Linked DNA regions of Homo sapiens: region 1 is linked to region 2. A link is a loop called in an ENCODE intact Hi-C map of the cell type or tissue named here. Cell type or tissue: B cell. All regions are shown on one strand.

Region 1 (5,000 bases), 280 kb after region 2:
CCAAAGTGCTGGGATCACAGGCATGAGCCACCATGCCTGGCCTAATTTTTGTATTTTTAGTAGAGAGGGGGTTTCATCATGTTGGCCAGGCTGGTCTTGAACTCCTGACATCAAGTGATCTGCCGCCTCCACCTCCCAAAGTTTAAAAATTAGCCAGTTGCAGTAGCACGTACCTGTGGTTCCAGCTACTGGGGAGGCTGAGGGGGGAGGATTGCCGGAGCCCAGGAGTTTGAGGCTGCAGTAAGTTGTGATCATGCCACTGCACTCCAGCCTGAGTGACAGAGTGAGAACGTATCTCAAAATAAATCAAGAAATAAGTAACTAGGCTGGACGCAGTGGCTCACGCCTGCAATCCCAGCACTTTGGGAGGCCGAGGCGGGCGGATCACAAGGTCAGGAGATCGAGACCAGCCTAGCTAACACGGTGAAACCCCGTCTCTACTAAAAATACAAAAACAAAATCAGTGGGGCGTGGTGGCAGGCGCCTGTAGTCCCAGCTGCTGGGGAGGCTGAGGCAGGAGAATGGCGTGAACCCTGGGAGGCGGAGCTTGCAGTGAGCCAAGATCGCGCCACTGCACTCCAGCCTGGGTGACAGAGTGAGACTCTGTCTCAAAAAAAAAAAAAAGAAATAAGTAACTAAAAATAACAAAAAAAATTAAATTATATATGTGGCTCATATTTTATTTATGTGAGACATAATTTTATGTTGGATATCAATTTATTTATATTGTGACACTTTATTTATGTCCAACATATCATGTGGGACATAAATAAAATTGTCTAGGTGCTGGGGACACAGCAGTAAACAAACTAGACAAAACTCCCTGCCAGGTGCGGTGGTTCAGGCCTGTAATCCCAGCACTTTAGGAGGCCGAGGTAGGAGGATCAACTGAGGTCAGGGGCTCGAGACCACCCTGGTGAAACCACATCTCTACAAAAAATACAAAAATTAGCTGGGCGTGGTAGTGGGCGCCTGTAGTCCCAGCTACTCAGGAGGCTGGGGCATAAGAATCACTTGAACCCAAGAGGTGAAGGTTGCAGTGAGCTGAGATCACACCACTGTACTCCAGCCTGGGCGACACAGCGAGACTCCATTTCAAAAAATAAAAAAAAAATCCCTGGGTTGTGCCTACATTCTGCTAAGAGGAGACTGATAATGAACAAGGAGGTAAGTGCCCAGGCATAACCCAGCGAATTCAGCCTTTCTGCAGAATTTTAACTAGAGAAGGAAGAGGAATAGATGGGAGGAAAGGGAGGGGACTAAGAGGTAGGGAGAGAGGGAGACAGAGACTGATAAAGAGGCAGAGAGAGCCAAGCATGGTGGCCCACGCCTGTAATCCCTGCACTTTGAGAGGCTGAGGTGGGTGGATCACCTGGTCAGGAGTTCGAGACCAGCCTGGCCAACATGGTGAAACCCCATCTCTACTAAAAATACAAAAATTAGCTGGGCACGGTAGTGCATGCCTGTAATCCCAGCTACTAGGGGGGCTGAGGCAGGAGGACGGCTTGAACCTGGGAGGCGGAGGATGCAGTGAGTTGAGATCGCACCACTAAACTCCAGCCTAGGCAACAAAATAAGACTCCATCTCAAAAAAAAAGAAAAAAGAAAAAATTTAAAAATGAGGCCAGGCACAGTGGCTCACGTCTGTAATCCTAGTATGTTGGGAGGCTGAGGTGGGAGGATTGCTTGAGGCCAGGAGGTGGAGGCTGCAGTGAACCGTGATCACGCCACTGCACTCCAGCCTGGGTGACAGAGAGAGACCCTATCTCAAAAAAAAAAAAAAAAAGGCCAGGCGCGGTGGCTCACGCCTGTAATCCCAGCCCTTTGGGAGGCCGAGGTGGGCGGATCATGAGGTCAGGAGATTGAGACCATCCTGGCTAACACGGTGAAACCCCGTCTTTACTAAAAATACAAAAAAATTAGCTGGGCATGGTGGCGAGCACCTGTAGTCCCAGCTACTTGGGAAGCTGAGGCAGGAGAATGGCATGAACCCGGGAGGCGGAGGTTGCAGTGAGCCGAGATCGCGCCACTGCACTCCAGCCTGGGCAACAGAGCGAGACTCTATCTCAAAAAAAAAAAAAAGAAAGAAAAGAAAAACAAAAACAATGGAACAATGGGTGGACACAGATTGGGTGGGGGACAGAAGAGCGTTGGGTGGGTGGGGGCAGAGGATGGATGGACAAGTGGAGCCTCAAGTTTGTATCATTTGCTTTCAGAGGAATGTTGGCATATCAGGGTATAGCCTGAAGAAGGGAGTTGGCAAAAGCAAACGTGCCTCTTCCCAGCTTCCAGAGAAGGAAAAAATAAATGCCAGGAATGTGTTAAAGTATCCAGATTACATGCAATCCCACCACGGCTGTGATTCATACAGGAGCGAATACAGTCCCAGTTCACATTGAGATTAAAAACGAAATTCTAGGAAAAATCATCATGCCATCTGGTGGACAAAGCTGGTAGGTGCGCCCACCTCCAGCGGCAAACCCCCTGTCACGCAGCAGGGCAGAGGGCTGCCAGGTGCCTGCGGGGGAAGGCTGAAGGACTGTGGGGAGTGTGTAGCTGGGTGGGAGGATGTAGGAGTGACTTTGGCTTGCCATTCTTGTTTGTTTTTTGAGACAAGGTCTTGCTCTGTTGCCCAGACTGGAGTGCAGTGGTGCAATCACAGCTCACTGCAACCTCGATCTCCTGGGCTCAAGCAATCCTTCTGCCTCAGCCCCCTAAGTAGCTGGGACTCTGTAGTCCGTGCCATCATGCCGGGCTGATTTTAAAAATTTTTTTAATTTTTTTTTTTGTACAGATAGTGTCTTACTGTGTTCCTCTCGCTGGTCTCAAGCTCCTGGGCTCAAGCAATCCTCCCACCTTGGCAACCCAGAGTGCTGGGATTACAGGCATGAGCCAGTGCACCTGGCCCAAGCTTGCCATTCTTTTTGGAACAACTGGTGGTGGGAGGGAAGGTTTCTGCCCCATAGAGAGAAAAGCCTTCCAACTGGAAGAACAGGCCGGGTGCGGTGGCTCATGCCTGTAATCCTAGCACTTTGGGAGGCCAAGGCGGGCAGATCACTCGAGGTCAGGAGTCTGAGACCAGCCTGGCCAACATGGTGAAATCTTGTCTCCACTAAAAATACAAAAATTAGCCAGGCATGGTGGCATGCATCTGTAGTCCCAGCTACTAGGGAGGCTGAGGGAGGAGAATCACTTGAACCTGGGAGGCGGAAGTTTCAGTGAGCTGAGATCGCACTACTGCACTGTTGCCCAGCCTGGGTGACAGAGCGAGACTCCATCTCAAACAAAACAAAACAAAACCACAAACAAGAAGAACTGTCCAGGGGACCCCAGGGACGGAGTTAGCTCCTCCAGAGAGGGATTCTGCTGCTGTCATCAGGGGGCTGGAGATCCAGGTTCGTATCCTGCAAGTGCTGTGTGACCATAGCCAGTCCCTCCCACTCTCTTATTCTCCTTGCTCTCATCATGACTCATCACCAAGACCCATCCTAGTGGGCTGGTATTTCCCACTTTAGCCCTGGTGAAACTCCTAGGAGCTATGAGGGCATTAGTCCTTGGGGCTTCCTGAAGGGGGCCCTCCCCATCTCTGCCCACCCTGGCGAGTTGCCCAGCCCAACCAGGCTTGAAGAAGTCCTGAGAGATTCTCCTGCTGGGAGGGGCTGGGGGAAGACCTACTTGCCACTGGCATAGGCATAGGCCCCGGGCCAGAGGTTGGAGCGCACAACGGCCACTGAGTACTGCGGGCAGAGGCTGCAGGACAGGCGGGTGGTCCAGGGTGCCAGGTGCATGATTTCTGTGGTGGAGAGGCAGCAGAGGGGGGCAGCAGGGTCAGGGAGGCCCCCAGGCCCTGCACTGCACCCTGAAGGAAGGAAGGCAGCAGTGAGGGAGGCCTGGAGGGGCATGAGGGGAACTATAGCCACCAACAGCTCGGGCTGCGGTGTTTGAACCCTCGCTGCAGACCACACACACACACACACACACACACACACACACACACACACACACTCTCTCTCTCTCTCTCGCTCTCTTTTTTTTTTTTTTGGAGACAGAGTCTCGTCGCTTTGTCACTCAGGCTGCAGTGCAGTGGTGTGAGCTCGACTCACTGCAACCTCTGCCTCCCAGGTTCAAACGACTCTCCTTCCTCAACCTCCCGAGTAGCTGGGATTACAGGCATGCACCACCACGCCCGGCTAATTTTTGTATTTTTAGTAGAGACAGGGTTTCACCATGTTGGCCAAGCTGGTCTCGAACTCCTGACCTCAGGTGATCCACCCGCCTCAGCCCCCCAAAGTGCTGGGATTACAGGCGTGAGCCACCTCGCCTGGCCTGGACCACTCTTTCTCTATGTGGCCCCAGGAAGCCAGTTCACCTGTCTGAGCCTCAGTGGCTGCACCCAGGAAATGGGGAGACTCATCTGGCCTTTGTTGCAGGGTGGCAGTGAAGCCTGGTGACAAGGTCTGCAGCACACCTGCTGCAGTGCCTGGCGCCCAGCAGGGCCTCCAGACTGGGAAGCCACTGTGATTCCACTCCCGAGTTGGTCATCGGTTTGGACCAGGGTGCAGAGGGAAGGGCACAGGCTGGCAGGATCTGGCTTCAAATCCAGGACCTGTCCCCTGGCCCACTCCTAGCCTCTCTCTCCACTTCCCTCCGGGTGCCTGAGGCCCCAACCTTAAAAAATTCCTGTCCATTCATCCAAAATCCAGCTCCAGGTTGGGCACAGTGGCTCCTGCCTGTAATCCCAGCACTTTGGGAGGCCGAGTAAGGTGGATCACTTGAGGCCAGGAGTTCGAGATCAGCCTGGCCAACATGGTGAAACCCCATCTCCACTAAAAATACAAAAGTTATCTGGGCGTGGTGGCACACGCCTGCAATCCAGCTACTCAGGAGGCTGAGACGGGAGAATTGCAGGAACCCGAGAGGTTGAGGTTGCAGTGAGCCAAGATTGCACCACTACACCCTAGCCTGGGTGACAGAGCTGGACTCCATCTCAAAACAACAAC
Region 2 (5,000 bases):
GTCCTCCTGGGCCTGGAGCCTCAGGGCCTCTGGAAGGAGGAAGTGAGCGCCTCTGGGCAGGATTCCTGGGAGGCCTGGGAGAGCAAGGGAAGCGCCAAGAGCTGAGCAGAGTTCTGGGACTGATCCATGGCCCTTTCTCTCTCACCTTTCAGGAGGTGGGCCCCCTCCACCCCCAGCACTTCCCACCTGGTCGGTCCCGAACGGCCCCTCCCCGGAGGAGGTGGAGCAGCAGAAAAGGTGGGGCTGGGCCCTGGGTGGGGAACCTTAGCCGCTGCCAGAGTTCCATATGTTCTGGAACCCTTGACTCCTAGAGTTCAGAACCCAGCCAACTTGCAGTTTTCAGAATGTTCAAGAAACTTCTGACACTCAGAGTTGCAGAACCTCCTGGTCCCTGCAGATTCCTGGAAATCAGAATATGGTGGTTGAAAGAATCTTGTGGCTGGGCGTGGTGGCTCACGCCTGTAATCCCAGCACTCTGGGAGGCCGAGGCGGGCAGATCGCCTGAGGTCAGGAGTTTGAGACCAGCCTGGCCAACATGGCGAAATCCCGTCTCTACTGAAGATAACAAAAATTAGCCGGTCATGGTGGCGCCCGTGCCTGTAATCCCAGCTCGGCAGGCCGAGGCAGGAGAATCGCTTGAACCCGGGAGGCAGAGGTTGCAGTGAGCCAAGATCGAGCCACTGCACTCCAGCCTGGGTGACAGAGTCTCAAAAAAAAAAAAAGAAAAGAAAGAATCTTGGGCATTTTGTAATTCGGTGTTCCTGACAGTTTAGTGACTGGGATCTCGCATCCTGATCTCTCCCTGTCGCTGCCCTGCCCTCCATTCCCCCTACTCTCACCCAGCCCCCTTCTTGGTTCCCTAGGGGAGGAAGGCTTGGGTGAGTATTAGGAGCCAGCCACCCTGGAGACCTCTGAGAGAGAGGACGGAGGTCGCTGGCCCCTTCGCTGGCCATCCTTAGGGCCCTGATTGACGGCAGCTCTCTCGCCTCCCCCCACAGGCAGCAGCCCGGCCCGTCGGAGCACATAGAGCGCCGGGTCTCCAATGCAGGTGATGCTCAGATAGCTTCGGGAGTTGGGAGGGGGCCTCCCTGGAGGAAGTGGCCAGCCAGCTGGACAGTGAAGAATGAGGCTTCTCTCTCTCAGCTGCCCCCTTTTCTGTGTTTGTTTCAGGAGGCCCACCTGCTCCCCCCGCTGGGGGTCCACCCCCACCACCAGGACCTCCCCCTCCTCCAGGTCCCCCCCCACCCCCAGGTTTGCCCCCTTCGGGGGTCCCAGCTGCAGCGCACGGAGCAGGGGGAGGACCACCCCCTGCACCCCCTCTCCCGGCAGCACAGGGCCCTGGTGGTGGGGGAGCTGGGGCCCCAGGCCTGGCCGCAGCTATTGCTGGAGCCAAACTCAGGAAAGTCAGCAAGGTGAGGGGCCGGGAGAGGTGGGCAGGGGGCAACAGGGCTTTTATGGGGGATGAGGCCAGGGCTGCCGGCGGTGTCATTGGGCTGGAAGGCCAAAAGGCCTGCCCCTAAAGCTCCTGCCCCTTTTAAATTTCTCCAGCAGGAGGAGGCCTCAGGGGGGCCCACAGCCCCCAAAGCTGAGAGTGGTCGAAGCGGAGGTGGGGGACTCATGGAAGAGATGAACGCCATGCTGGCCCGGAGGTGAGCCTGAGCCTGGACCCCCAAGTCACCTGGAGTTCCAGTTCAGTAGGGCCCAGTCAGAGGAGGGCTCCAATTCCTGTTTAGTTTGTTTCTTTTGGTGAATGTTCCCCCTTTGATAACCAGGTTTGGGATATAATGGTGGGGTTTGTCATGAAATGCCTGAGGCTTGCAACCACCTAGGTAGCCTGTAGATGTTCTAAAACCCAGAATTCTAGAACCGTAGGAGATCCTGCCTCAGAATTCTGGGAACTCAGGTTCCTGCAATCTCAGTGTTCCAACACAGCACCGCTCCACCCTCGGAATCTTACTGTTCCCTAATATAAGAATCATAGAACCTCCTCCACCCTGATTCTAGAACCACAATCTCTTGAATTTTTTTTTTTTTTTTTTTTTTTTTTTTTTGAGATGGAGTCTTGCTCTGTCACCCAGGCTGGAGTGCAGTGGTATGATCTCGGTCCACTGCAACCTCCGCCTCCTGGGTTCAGGCAGTTCTTCTGCCTCAGCCTCCTAAGTAGCCGGGATTACAGGCATGAGTCACCACACCCGGCTAATTTTTGTATTTTTAGTAGACACAGGATTTCACCATGTTGGCCAGGCTGGTCTTGAACTCTTGACCTCAAGAGATCCACCTGCTTCAGCCTCTCAAAGTGTTGGCATTACAGGCCACTGCGCCCAGCACAATCTCTTGAATTTCTAAAACTAGAGTTTCCTTAGGTTTTCGGAGTTCCAGAATTCTATGCGCTAGGATCTACATTTCTAGAACTCCCCTCAGAAGGGGATGGGTTGGGTGACGGAAGCACGTGTTTTTGCTTTTCTCTCCTGCAGAAGGAAAGCCACGCAAGTTGGGGAGAAAACCCCCAAGGATGAATCTGCCAATGTAAGTCAGGGACTCTTCTTGCCCTACATCTCTTAGGCCGTACCATGAGGGTAGGGATAGTGGGATGTGTGGGGTTTGAACCTGAAAGAGGAAATGGGCAGAGGTGTGGCAGGGGCTGGCTCATGGCAGTTTTATTTCCTACCAGCAGGAGGAGCCAGAGGCCAGAGTCCCGGCCCAGAGTGGTGAGTAGAGTGCCCAGTCCAGCCACAGGAACTACAAATCCCAGAATACTCTGTTCTCACATGTTAAGCACCCTTATAGGAGAGTCAGGGCGAATGGTGCTGGGGATTGTAGTCTCCTGAGATGGGGCTTTGATCAGGGGCTGATGAGGTTGGGGGAGTAAGATTGATTGGGGGGCAGTCTTTTGTCCCTGATCTTTCTGATTTCTTGCCTATCCCCAGAATCTGTGCGGAGACCCTGGGAGAAGAACAGCACAACCTTGCCAAGGTAGGCCATCGGTCCTGGGGCCCTTGGGGAGGTAAAGGCGGGCAGATCGCTTGAGCCCAGGAGGTCAAGACCAGCCTGGGCAACATGGCGACACCCCATCTCTACAAAAATTAGCCAGGCGTGGTAGCACTTACCTGTGGTCCCAGCTACTCAGGAGGCTGAGGTGGGAGGATTACTTGAGCCCAGGAAGTTGAGGCCTCAGCGAGCCATCATCATGCCTGCACTCCAGCCTGAGAAATAGAATGTGACTGTCTCAAAACAAAACACAACAAACCAAAACCAAAAAAAAAAAAAACTGGGGCCCCAAAAATACTTGGACTTGCCCAATTTATAAGGCAGAGCTCAATGTGACCCCTGGAATAGGAGGCGGGGAAGCAGGTCCTCTCTCTAATCTCATTGCTGTCCCAAACCACACCAACTCCCCCAGGATGAAGTCGTCTTCTTCGGTGACCACTTCCGAGACCCAACCCTGCACGCCCAGCTCCAGTGATTACTCGGACCTACAGAGGGTGAAACAGGTAACTTGGGGGGGAAGTTGGGGACCACAGCAAGAGAGATCTAGGTCTGGCCCCTGCCACTGGCATGCCGTATGATCCTAGATAACATCTCAGAAACCTCAGGTTTCCAATCTGACAAATGGAGAAACTGGATTGGGTCAAGGATGACCGAGACTCCACACCCCCTTTTCTGGCACCTGTGACAGACATTATTAATCTATCACCGCGCTCATTCCAGATGAGTGCCTTGAATTCTTTCCGCACATTGACCCAGCTGTCCATCACCAATTGGAGTTGGCAGGAGGCTGGAATGCGCTTGCCAACCTTGGTACTGGATGTTCTCCAGTACTTTTCCGGCTCCAAGGATCCAGAATTCTCCCCTAGAATCCTCCAGTCACTCTGCGACCTTGACAGCGATGTCATGGTGTCGATGTAGGGGTAGGTCTCAAACCTACTACCCCTGGCTTTTCCATCAACAAGAAAGAGGGGACTCTGGCAGGGCACGGTGGCTCATGTGTGTAATTTCAGCACATTGCGAGGCTGAGGTGGGAGCATTGCTTGAGGCCAGGAGTTTGAGACCAGCCTGGGGCAACATCGGGAGACCCCCATCTCTAAAAATAACTTTTAAAAGTTACCTGAGAAGGCCAGGTGCGGTGGCTCATGCCTGTAATCCCAGCACTTTGGGAGGCCGAGGTGGGTGGATCACCTGAGGTCAGGGGTTCAAGACCAGCCTGGCCAACATGGTGAAACCCATCGCTACTAAAAATACAAAAATTAGGCTGGGAATGGTGGCTCACAGCCATAATCCCAGCAGTTTGGAAGGCTGATGGGGACGGATCACGTGAAGTCAAAAGTTCGAGACCAGCCTGGCCAACATGGCGAAACCCTGTCTCTACTAAAAATACAAAAATTAGCTGGGCCTTGTGGGGGGCACCTGTAATCCAGTTATTTGGGCGGCTGAGGCAGGAGAATCGCTTGAACCCGGGAGCCAGAGATTGCAGTCAGCCGAGATTGGGCCACTGCACTGCAGTCTGGGTGACAGGGAGACTCTGTTTCAAAAAAAAAAAGAAAAAGAAAAAGTTACCTGATTGTGGCGGCAGGTGACTGTGGTCCCAGCTACTTGGGAGGCTAAGGCAGGAGGATTACCTGAGCCTGGGAAGTTGAGGCTGCAATGAGCTGTGATCATGCCATTGCACCCTAGCCTGGGCAACAGAGCAAGGTTCCTTCTCAAAAAATAAAAGAAGGGGGATTCATTCCTGCAAGTCCCGGTACCCCCTCCTGATTAGTTTTACCCCATTAATTTTAGGAGCTTCTGGAAGAGGTGAAGAAGGAATTGCAGAAAGTGAAAGAGGAAATCATTGAAGGTGAGGTGGTTTGCTTTGGTTTTGTTCTTAAACATTTACTTATTTTGGAGGCATCATGTCCCTGGGCAAGAGCCCTGTTTTGGAAGGGAGGAGGCAGAGACTCTGCCCCTGACCTCTGCTCCTTGTTTCCTTCCAGCCTTCGTCCAGGAGCTGAGGAAGCGGGGTT

Evidence for each region. Hi-C counts contacts between places; a loop is a spot of excess contacts. Peaks named below come from ENCODE experiments on the same cell type or tissue, not always from the same donor. Only the 100,000 strongest peaks of a DNase experiment are listed, where the experiment ranks them.
Region 1: a loop joins it to region 2, with 26 times the contacts of the local background. A loop is called at or near these places in 2 of 110 quality-filtered maps.

Annotation. Positions count from the first base shown.
Region 1 is chr19:45,796,771-45,801,770 of GRCh38, forward strand. It overlaps RSPH6A (radial spoke head 6 homolog A), which reads right to left. Exons shown (of 6, transcript NM_030785.4): 5 at 3,676-3,793. Among named protein-coding and RNA genes, the nearest start is that of DMWD, 6.4 kb to the left of the region's middle. RefSeq lists an enhancer at 4,115-4,976. In B cell, CTCF peaks have their summits at 2,451 (motif pointing left) and 2,650; a DNase peak (open chromatin) is centred at 2,461; H3K27me3 peaks cover 1,209 bases.
Region 2 is chr19:45,521,170-45,526,169 of GRCh38, forward strand. VASP (vasodilator stimulated phosphoprotein) reads left to right here. Exons shown (of 13, transcript NM_003370.4): 4 at 153-237; 5 at 999-1,048; 6 at 1,171-1,412; 7 at 1,549-1,649; 8 at 2,475-2,526; 9 at 2,672-2,708; 10 at 2,928-2,973; 11 at 3,401-3,491; 12 at 4,777-4,834; 13 at 4,971-5,000. It overlaps LOC107985315 (a long non-coding RNA gene), which reads right to left and starts at 3,144. Exons shown (of 2, transcript XR_001753959.1): 1 at 3,108-3,144; 2 at 1-74. RefSeq lists an enhancer at 1,374-1,926 and a silencer at 2,582-2,701. In B cell, CTCF peaks have their summits at 2,670 (motif pointing right) and 2,875; a DNase peak (open chromatin) is centred at 2,692; H3K27ac peaks cover 1,019 bases.